Regions from separate parts of the Homo sapiens genome. Here region 1 is linked to region 2. Evidence: chromatin contacts called from ENCODE Hi-C data. All regions are on one chromosome and are shown on one strand. Each heading gives the region's core, a stretch centred on a gene start or an enhancer-like site at or near the end of the contact. The rest is flanking DNA. Distances are from core to core; before and after follow the strand shown.

Region 1 (4,994 bases), core at 2,296-4,795, 6.0 Mb after region 2:
CTCTCCAAGCTCCCCAGCTCAGAGGAGAAAGCAGTCAGCTGGTGCTGTTGTCTCCTAATGGGGCTCTTGGTCACTGGTTGCAGCCATCAGTAACAAGAGGCAGGTGAACAAATACATGTATCTAAGCTGTGGGCGTGGCATAAGGGCAACCACTCCTTCCTGACAAGCATTCCTCTCATATGACCAAGGTCATGTAAGTCTCAATCAGGACACTGGGGCCATCAGGCACACTCCCTCTCCAAGTGCATATCATTCATTACACTGCACATACCTCAGGTCTCCAGATCCCACTGCCACATGACCATGACCACCACTACGTCCTATACCACAGGCAAATCCTGGCTTCCCCACATGCTACCTGAGTGAAAGAGTAGATAACCTGGGCCGGGTGCAGTGGCTCATGCCTGTAATCCCAGCACTTTGGGAGGCCGAGGTGGGCGGATCACGAGGTCAAGAGATGGAGACCATCCTGGCTAACAGGGTGAAACCCCATCTCTACTAAAAATACAAAAGATCAGCCAGGCGTGGTGGCACACGGCTGTAGTACCAGCTACTCAGGAGGCTGAGGCAGGAGAATCACTAGAACCCAGGAGGTGGAGAGGTGGAGGTTGCAATGAGCCGAGATCACGCCACTGCACTCCAGCGTGGTGACACAGCGAGACTGCGTCTCAAAGAACAAAAAAAAAGAGTGGATAACCAACAGCCAAATATAAGACACGTGACATTGGACAAATGAGATCAACAGTTTATTAATTTTTTTTTTTTTTTTGAGACGAAATCTTGCTCTGTCGCCCAGGCTGGAGTGCAGTGGGGCAAGCTCCACCTCCTGGGTTCATGCCATTCTCCTACCTTAGCCTCCCAAGTAGCTGGGACTACAGGCACCCGCCATCACGCCTGGCTAATTTTTTATATTTTTAGTAGAGAAGGGGTTTCACCGTGTTAGCCAGGATGGTCTTGATCTCCTGACCTTGTGAGCTGCCCGCCTCGGCCTCCCAAAGTGCTGGGATTACAGGCGTGAGCCACCACGCCTGGCTGAACAGCTTATTAATTAAAGACAAATACTCATAGCCTGTGAAAGAATACCACACTCCACACAGGGCCATACGGAGGTAGTACTCCAGAAAAGAGTAACAACCAGGTGCTGTAGAATGTAAGTTTTGTAGCATCAAGATGGAGAAGCTCCACTGGTCCCCAGAGGAGGGGACTGGCTTGTTTGAATAACTCAAAAAATTGATAGGGAACTGAAACCCACTACAAAGTAATAAGCAGGAACTGTTCTGGTTCCCTGGATAAGAATGGATAAGAAGGGTTCATTTGGCTAAGAGAGCTTATTCATGGGAGCAAAGTGGGAAGGGGAATTTGTTCTCAGGCCATCTAAGGCTGTATCGTTTTCATCAGATGTCAAGGCGACATATCATACTGGGCCTTAATTTCCGGCCTTATACCGCAACTTGGCAGGCAGCATCCAGAGTGTGGATATAAACAGGATCCAAAATCCCAGACTTCCCACAGCTTACACTAGTGGAAGCAGCCTCAAAAATTTCTTTGAAGGCCTCCCTGCCAGGCTGTATTCCTTGCCTCAGACATAGCCACACAGAACCACAGGTGAATCACAGATAACCATGGCCCTATTCCACTTCTGTGCTGCACTTACCATCCCCTTGAGAGTCATATATCCACCTAAAGCTCATTTAAATCCCAGCCTCACTGGTCGTTCATCTCACACACAATGACTCTCACAAATGACCACATGACACTAACTTAATCTTCCAGCCTGAATGAAACACCCAGGCCCCATCAAGTTATCACAAAATCCTGGATACCCATAAAGTGGTGAATAAGCACGAGTTTTGGCCTGAGTGTCCTATGCGTTTGCATCCATCTCATGTCCATTCTTCTCTTGGGAGCCGTGGCCACTGCCAAACTACACTGTCTTTTACATACCTTGCCTTCATGACCACTTACTCTATCATCATCCTCCCAGTCTTGGCCCACTAACAGCTTTACAACCAAAACCTGGAGCTTGCCCCGCCTAACTGTGACCCACAGCTCACTAACCTTGGTGCGCACAACAGCCACATCTTGAATATCTGCACCCTGAACCACTCCCTAGATTTCAAGACCGGCACGTTCATCTGCCCACTTAACGCCTCCATTTAGTAGGCTCTGAAAGATCTGACTCTTAGCATGGCATAAACAAACCTGATATCCCTAGTGAATATTACTCCTATTGCCAATTTGTTCATCTTAGTTGATGAAACTTCTTTCCCTACAGCTGCTAATACCAAAAACCCTGGAGTCTTCTCTGAACCCTCTGTTTCACTCCCTCACCACCTACATTATGTAATTTAGTTGTCCCTTTTGAAACCACACATCCGGAATCTAACCACATCTCCTAAATCACGATCCTGGGCCAGTAACCCTCACTTGGACTAGTCTACCCTGATTTTCCTTCCTCCTCCCTCAACCCCCCAGTTTGTGCCCCACTGTGCACACAGATGAAGCCTGTGAAGACCTTGGTAAATTACCTCTTTTTTCTGATTCAAACTTGCTATTACCTCCTGAAAACACACTCAACTTCTCAGGCAGCCACTGCAGTCCTGACGCCTATCCTCCTGTTCTTTGCTTCCCACCAGAAAGCAAGGAGACTTGTGGCTTCATAAATGCACCCAGCTCCGTACTGCACCTAAGCATTTGCACATCTTGTACCTTTCTGGAAAAACTTTCCACACCCGTTCACATGGCTGCCAGAAATTGGAACAACTCTATATACCGGCTAACATGGACATAGGACCCTGGGCTTGGGGTTCACCCAAGGTCTTCAGAACTAAGGGCTGGGGGAATGGCACTCCACAACCCAGAGAACCTGTGGGTGGGAGTTAGGGCTAGTGAGAGACTGGGAAACCCTCCCCTTCCTGGCGTAGATTTCATAACCCTTTACAGCCAAGGGAAACGTAGAAAGAGCCAGGCCTCAGAGAAGAGCATCTATGGCGGTATTAGATGGGCTCAAGCCACCCCGTAGCCCCATGCCTGGCCTTGGAGCCGGGTGCCCTCGCAATGGCTGTGTCACCTCTGTGCCCCAGGGCTCAGTGGCGCCTCTCATCAGGGGCTCCTTGCCAGTCGCGCCCTCCCTTCCCTAGCACACCAGGTGTTGGAAACGGGAGCCCCTCCGGCGAGCCCCCGTGTCCTGTCCTGGGCAGCAGGGCCGCGAGCAAGCGCCCTCGGGGGTGCTAGGACTAGCGTGGGGAGGGCGGGGAAGGCCCAGAGGACGCGGCACATACCTGGGCCGGGGCCGTCAGCTCGGCCGCCGCCATCTGACTCTGTGAGCGGAGCGGGGCCAGAGAGGATGTCCTTATTCCGGGCCGGGCCTGGGTACCCTGGGCGCCGCCGAGCCTCAGCCACGCCTCTGTGCAGCGGGGAAGACTCCTCTCGCGCCTTCTCAGTCAGTCACGGATGATGCTGACCCAGCGCTCCGGGGCTTTCTACCAAGTAATCAGTCCAGACAAATGCCAAAACGACCGCCACAAGGAGGACAACGGAAGTCCCGCCGCGACCGCGCGTGCGCTTACGGAAACACCACCTTTCGGAGGCCTCATTGGCTGAAGGTCGCCGTCGCCCAACGCAGGCCATTCTGGGTAATGTTCCCACAGGCGCACGGCGGGAGAGTGAGGGTCGCCTCCACCTCCTTCCGGAAGTAAAGGCCAAACCCCTGTAGGGGGCGCTGGGAAATGGACACTCCAGGTTGGGGCGGAGGCGAGGCTTCGTTCTTTCTTAAAGGAGACGTACCCAGGTTTCTACCGATTGCTGTCTGCCAGTGTTTGTTTGGAGACGTGTCATTTCATGTGTTCCCAGAGGCACATATCCAGATGCACATATTATTACATACAGTCAGTCAGTCACAAAATATATCCACTGGTTGAGAAAGCAAATAAATATGACTATGTTGCGGCCGGGCGCGGTGGCTCACGCCTGTAATTCCAGCACTTTGGGAGGTCGAGGCGGGCGGATCACGAGGTCAGGAGATCGAGACCATCCTGGCTAACTCAGCGAAACCCCGTCTCTAAAATACAAAAAATACCACAAAAAAAAAAAAAAAAAGAAAAATTAGCTGGGTGTGGTGGCGGGCGCCTGTAGTCCCCAGCTACTCCGGAGGCTGAGGCAGGAAAATAGCTTGAACCCGGGAGGCAGAGCTTGCAGTGAGCCGAGATCGCGCCACTGCACTCCAGCCTGGGGGAAAGAGCGAGCCACTGTCTCAAAAAAAAAAAAAAAAAAAAAAAAAAAAAAAGACTATGTTGCAATTCAAACGCATGCACTCAAGCACTGGAGTCAGTTTTCTCAGTCTCTGTATGTTTGATTAGGGACAAGAAAAAAAACACTCCACACAGGTTCATGACAAAGAGGATGAAGGTGGGATGCGGAGGCACCCTGCAGCAGCAGGACATAAGTAGATCCCTGTCTCTGGGTCCCTCTCGTGCCTGTGTAGTCAAACATTGTGTCCAATTCACTAAGCAACACTTGCATGAATCTAATCTCACTTTCTCCATGCCTTTATATTCACTTCTTTTTAATAATTTGACATCAAGCTCAGAAAGAGAACAACAAAAGGAATGGTATTTTGAAAAGGCATGATGGCTAGCTAGAGCATTAACAGGTGGAACAAAGGGTGCTCTGAATCCCAAATGTAGGGTGTATCTTAAATTCAAGATCTCTTCTCAACGCTGAAATGATTATCTTTGCCCCCATTAGTTACGCTCTTGTTGCCCAGGCTGGAGTGCAATGGTGCGATCTCGGCTCACCACAACCTCTGTCTCCCGGGTTCAAGCGATTCTCCTGCCTCAGCTTCCCAAGTAGCTGGAATTACAGGCGCCCGCCACCGTACCCGGCTAATCTTTTTTTTTTTTTTTTTTTTTTGTATTTGTATTTTTAGTAGAGACGGAGTTTCGCCATATTGGCCAGGCTGGTCTCGAACTCCTGACCTCAGGTGATCCACCCAC
Region 2 (5,404 bases), core at 1,979-4,478:
AAAAATTATTCAAGCATGGTGGCACATGCCTGTATTCCCAGCTACTCAGATGGCTGCGGCAGGAGGACTGCTTGAGCCTGGGAGGTTGAGAGGTTGAGACTGCAGTGAGTTAGGATGGTGCCACTGCACTGCAGGCTGGGTGACAAAGTGAGACTCTGTATCAAAAAAAAAAAAAAAAAAAAACCTAAAGAAAGAAGAAATAATAATAAAAATAAAAGAGGCTTCACACACAGATCGGCCCTTTCTGCTCTTCTGCCTTCTGCCATGTGAGGGCACCGCATTCTTCACCTCCAAAGAAATAGCGACAAAACACCATATTGAAAGCAGAAATCAGGCCCTCACCAGACACCAAACCTGCTGGTGCTTCGATCTTAGACTTCTCAGTCTCCAGAACTATAACAAATAAATTTCTGTTGTTTATAAATTATCCAGTCTCAGCTATCTTGTTATAGCAGCACCAACAAGGCTAAGACAGCATCCTATAATTTAATTCAGTCTGAGACTGTGTATCTAGATATAGTGTCAGACACCACAGATTAAGGGCTCAGTTCAAGCCTGCCCCCAACTTCAGACGCAAGTTGCAAGCAGCAGGTTGTCACCTGTACCTCTGATGGACCAGCTATAAATCAGGATTCACACGGCCTCCTCCTCAGGTTCGATTAATTTGCTGGATGGCTCACAGAACTCAGGAAAGCACTTAACATTTACTGGTTTATTTCAACTCTTTTCCTGTCTAGAAAAACGAAGTGCAGCTCACTGCCAGCGCTTATTTCATTTTACATAAACATGCTCTTTGAGGCTGCAGTAAATCTGATTTTCAATGTGAAAATAAAATATAAAAGCTGTTCTAGGAGTTATTTCTAAACAGAACTAACATCAGAATCATCTGAATCATCAGAATTCTCGATTTGGAATCATCAGAATTCTCGATTTGGTAAAAATCGGATCCATCCAGTGAGTCTTCAGCCAAGAACTGTTTGAGAATGATGTTAACATCACATGTAGGAATGCTACGTTTTCTAGGATTTGACATTTTCAGTGATCGAGAACTACTACATTTTGTAAATGGAAATACCACTACTAAAAACAGAATGCTATAAGTAGAATGATGTCTTTTGTTTCCCAAGGCGACCTACTAGAGCGATGTGAAAATAATAAAAGTGAGATCGTTCATGGCAAAGTTATCTCGGGGTAAATGCTCCAGCTGCAAGCACCAAAGGTGAGTATTCTCAGGGCAAATGGGAAAAGGAATAAAGGATATTACGAAGGATACAGATGAAGAGGCAGATGGAAGGGATAGCACAGAGCAAGGTTTGTAGCAAGGGGCGTGGGACTTCCATGCCCTCCACGGAAGCTTATTAGAGACTCAGTTCACCACCCTCAGGCACCTCCACATGCTCAAGAATCTGTAAGTTCCCCAGAAGTTCACCAGTCCTTTTGAGTTTTTACGCTGGTTTCATTATGTGGGCATACTTGATTAAAACACTAACCACTGGTGATCAACTCAACCTTCAACTTCCCTGTTGCCAGGCAGAGCTAAAATTTCCAACCCTCAAATGACATGGTTAGTTGCCCTGGCAACCAGCCTCCCCCGTCCTAAGGCCAGCCAGAAGCCCCCAGTCACCAGCCATCTCAATGCCACACAAAAAGGCACTGTTTACTGAAGAGGTTCCAAGGCTTTTGGGAGACATGTGCCAGGAAACAGGACAAAGATCGATTATACATTTCTTATAAATCGTAACAATCATAGCTAGGCGCGATGGCTCATGCCTATAATCCCAGCACTTTGGAAGGCCGAGGCGGGCAGATCACCTGAGGTCAGGAGTTCAAGACCAGCCTGGCCAACGTGGTGAAAGCCTGTCTCTACTAAAAATACAAAAATTAGCCGGGCGTGGTGGCGGGCGCCTGTAATCCCAGCCACTCGGGAGGCTGAGGCAGGACAGTCGCTAGAACCCAGGAGGCGGAGGTTGCAGTGAGCTGAGATCGCACCACTGCACTCCAGACTGGACAACAGAGCTAGATTCCGTCTGGGGGATAGGAGGAAACTTTGATCCCCAAATGCTCAAGGAGACTGATGCTTAAGCAAACTAAATATTGCCTGAGAACGACTCCATACTTCTATATTTGAGTCCTTGTGGATAAACTGCAACCTAGCTTAACAGACAAAATTGAAAACCGAACTTAATCGTATGCACCTGTAACAATAGCTGAGTGGTGGCCAGTCCCAGCGGCCATACTCATAGACTGCTGAATGTTCCAACTGCGTTCAAATAAGGCAAACGCCGAATGGTAACCAATCTCACTGTTTCTGGACCTCGCTTCCGATTCCTGTATGTCACTTTACCTTTTTTGTCTATAAATTTGTTCTGACCACGAGGCACCCCTGGAGTCTCTGTTAATCTGCTGTGATTCTGGGGGCTGCCCAATTCGCGAATCGTTCATTGCTCAAGGAAACTCCTGTAAATTTAATTCGGCTTCAATTTTTCTTTTATCACTGATTTGAGTAATAATAAAACTCCGGTCTCCCCGCACAGCCGGCTCTGCATGAATTGCTCTTTCTCCATTGCAATTTCCCTGTCTTAACAAGTCGGCTCTGTCTAGGCAGCCGGCAAGGGTGGGCGGTTATAGTTTCACAACTCAACCCCAGCCAGGGGCCTGGGCTTGTAAAATACCAGATTTTACAAGCCTCTGAGCCCCACATGCCTGGGCCTCCCCGAAACACTTAACACACATCCCCGATTCACCCCAAAACCTACACCACACACCCTCGTACGCTGCCCAGCACCCCGGCTTCATCACCGACTTTAAACTGCAGCATTTGGAGTGATAATAATGGCGTCGGTGATAAAGCCGGCGTGCTGGGCAGCGTCCCCCTAGAGTTCTCCATCCAGTGATCCAGAGGCCTACTAACAGAGTGACCCTCAGAGACCCCAAACTCTGACGCCGAGTCTCAGTCGCTGAACTCGACAGACCTTTAACGCCCGACCACAAGAACTCTCCCACGCCGGACCGCAAAGGCACCCCAACCCAAAGGCTCCACCGCCCAGGCCGCCAGCTCTCCCCACAGGCTCCTCAGAAGCTCCCTACCCCTTTAACCTACTCCACGGAGAGACCCAAACACTCACCTGATTTTCTTCTGGCTACACCTAAATTCCCTGAATGCTTCCTTTCCTGGCCCTTAAACCCCGGCACTGGCCTATGGCGGCGGACGAGGGCGCGAGTCAATTCTGCCGCGCTAGGACGATGGGACATGGGCTTCTCTTCGAGGAGGTAACATGTCCGCGCCCTGAGCCACGGCTCTCTGGGCGCGGCCATCTTGGTAGATCTGCCGTACAGAAGGGAAACAGTTGTTCTTGTGTCATTAAACCGGGATGACTCTCCTGAAAGCAAAAATTTGAGGCGCAGGAGCATTTTCTAGAGTTTATCTGAACAAACAGCAATTCATGAATTAGGAAGCATCAAACCAAAAGAAGTCTCGCGCTTCTATGCTTAAAGCATTAGACACAAGTATTCACAGGGTGAGTGAAGGAGTAAAACAAAGAAATTATTTGATTAGTTACAATTATAAAAATGCATTTTTTTAAATTTGCCTTGGAAAGTCCCTAATGACATAATAGCATGTGAGTTGCCTACTTTTGATCGGTTGAGATTGAGTTTTGTCCTTCCCTAACACAAGCATTTACCAGAAATGACTCAAGTGAATTGTTGCTTATGTTTGCAGGTTAAGCAAGGTTAAGGCTGTTTTTAAGGCCTACTGGGTTTTGTTTGCTCAGGAGTTTTTGAATTCTGGTCTGCATTTTAATTTTGCTTTGACACAGGAGACAGTGAAATGGCACTGATGTGTTCCCTCTCCTGACACCTCAACCCCTGCACTGTGAGGTTGGAGCACTAACAACAGTGCACTGTGGGGAAAAGAAAGAGAGATCAGACTGTTACTGTGTCTATGTAGAAAGAAGTAGACATAAGAGACTCCATTTTGTTCCGTACTAAGAAAAATTCTTCTGCCTTGAGATGCTGTTAATCTGTAACCCTACCCCCAACCCTGTTCTCACAGAGACGTGTGCTGTGTTGACTCAAGGTTTAATGGATTTAGGGCTATGCAGGATGTGCTTTGTTAAACAAATGCTTGAAGGCAGTATGCTTGTTAAAAGTCATCACCACTCTCTAATCTCAAGTACCCAGGGACACAATACACTGCGGAAGGCCACAGGGACCTCTGCCCCAGAAAGCCAGGTATTATCCAAGGTTTCTCCCCATGTGATAGTCTGAAATATGGCCTCGTGGGAAGGGAAAGACCTGACCATCCCTCAGCCCGACACCCGTAAAGGGTCTGTGCTGAGGAGGATTAGTATAAGAGGAAGGAAGGCCTCTTGCAGTTGAGACAAGAGGAAGGCATCTGTCTCCTGCTCGTCCCTGGGCAATGGAATGTCTCGGTATAAAACCCGATTGTATGTTCCATCTACTGAGATAGGAGAAAATCGCCTTAGGGCTGGAGGTGAGACAAGCTGGCGGCAATACTGCTCTTTAATGCACCGAGACGTTTATGTATGTGCATATCAAAGCACAGCACCTTCTTCTTAAGCTTGTTTATGACACAGAGACATTTGTTCACATGTTTTCCTGCTGACACTCTCCCCACTATTATCCTATTGTCCTGCCACATCCCCCTCTCCGAGATGGTAGAGATAATGATCAATAAATACTGAGGGACTCAGAGACCGGTGCCGGCGCGGGTCCTCTGTATGCTGAGCACCGGTCCCCTGGACCCACTTTTCTTTCTCTATACTTTGTCTCTGTATCTCTTCTTTTCTCAGTCTCTCGTCCCACCTGACGAGAAACACCCACAGATGTGGAGAGGCAGGCCACCCCTTCACTGCACAAACCACACAGATATTCAGAGGCTCAAATGCAACCAAGGCTGTTGCGGGAAGTCAGGGACCCCAAACGGAGGGACCGGCTGAAGCCATGGCAGAAAAACATGGATTGTGAAGATTTTATGGACATTTATTAGTTCCCCAAATTAATACTTTTGTAATTTCTTATGCCTGTCTTTACTGCAATCTGTAAACATAAATCGTAAAGATTTCATGGACACTTATCACTTCCCCAATCAATATCCTTGTGATTTCCTATGCCTGTCTTTGCTTTAATCTCTTAATCCTGTCAGCCGAGAAGGATGTATATCGTCTCAGGACCCTGTAATAATTGTGTTAACTACACAAATTGTACAGCATGTGTGTTTGAGCAATATGAAATGTGGGCACCCTGAAAAAAGAACAGGATAACAGCAATTGTTCAGGGAATAAGAGAGAGAACCTTTAACTCTGACCGCCGGTGAGCCGGGCGGAACAGAGCCATATTTGTCTTCTTTCAAAAGCAAATGGGAGAAATATCACTGAATTCC

The links. Hi-C counts contacts between places; a loop is a spot of excess contacts on that map. Pooled maps may share reads with other maps.
Region 1: a loop to region 2 is called in a pooled map, with 25 times the contacts of the local background. The contact joins the promoter of ZNF256 here to the promoter of ZNF649 in region 2. A Hi-C loop is called at or near these places in 6 of 50 pooled maps.

The regions. Positions count from the first base shown.
Region 1 is chr19:57,944,161-57,949,154 of GRCh38, forward strand. ZNF256 (zinc finger protein 256) reads right to left here and starts at 3,546. Exons shown (of 3, transcript NM_005773.3): 1 at 3,282-3,546. The coding sequence starts at 3,314. RefSeq lists enhancers at 2,955-3,034, 3,525-3,624, 3,695-3,784.
Region 2 is chr19:51,901,789-51,907,192 of GRCh38, forward strand. It overlaps ZNF649 (zinc finger protein 649), which reads right to left and starts at 3,229. Exons shown (of 5, transcript NM_023074.4): 1 at 3,126-3,229. RefSeq lists a silencer at 1-11 and enhancers at 1,362-1,907, 2,998-3,542, 3,261-3,380, 3,871-4,495, 5,379-5,404.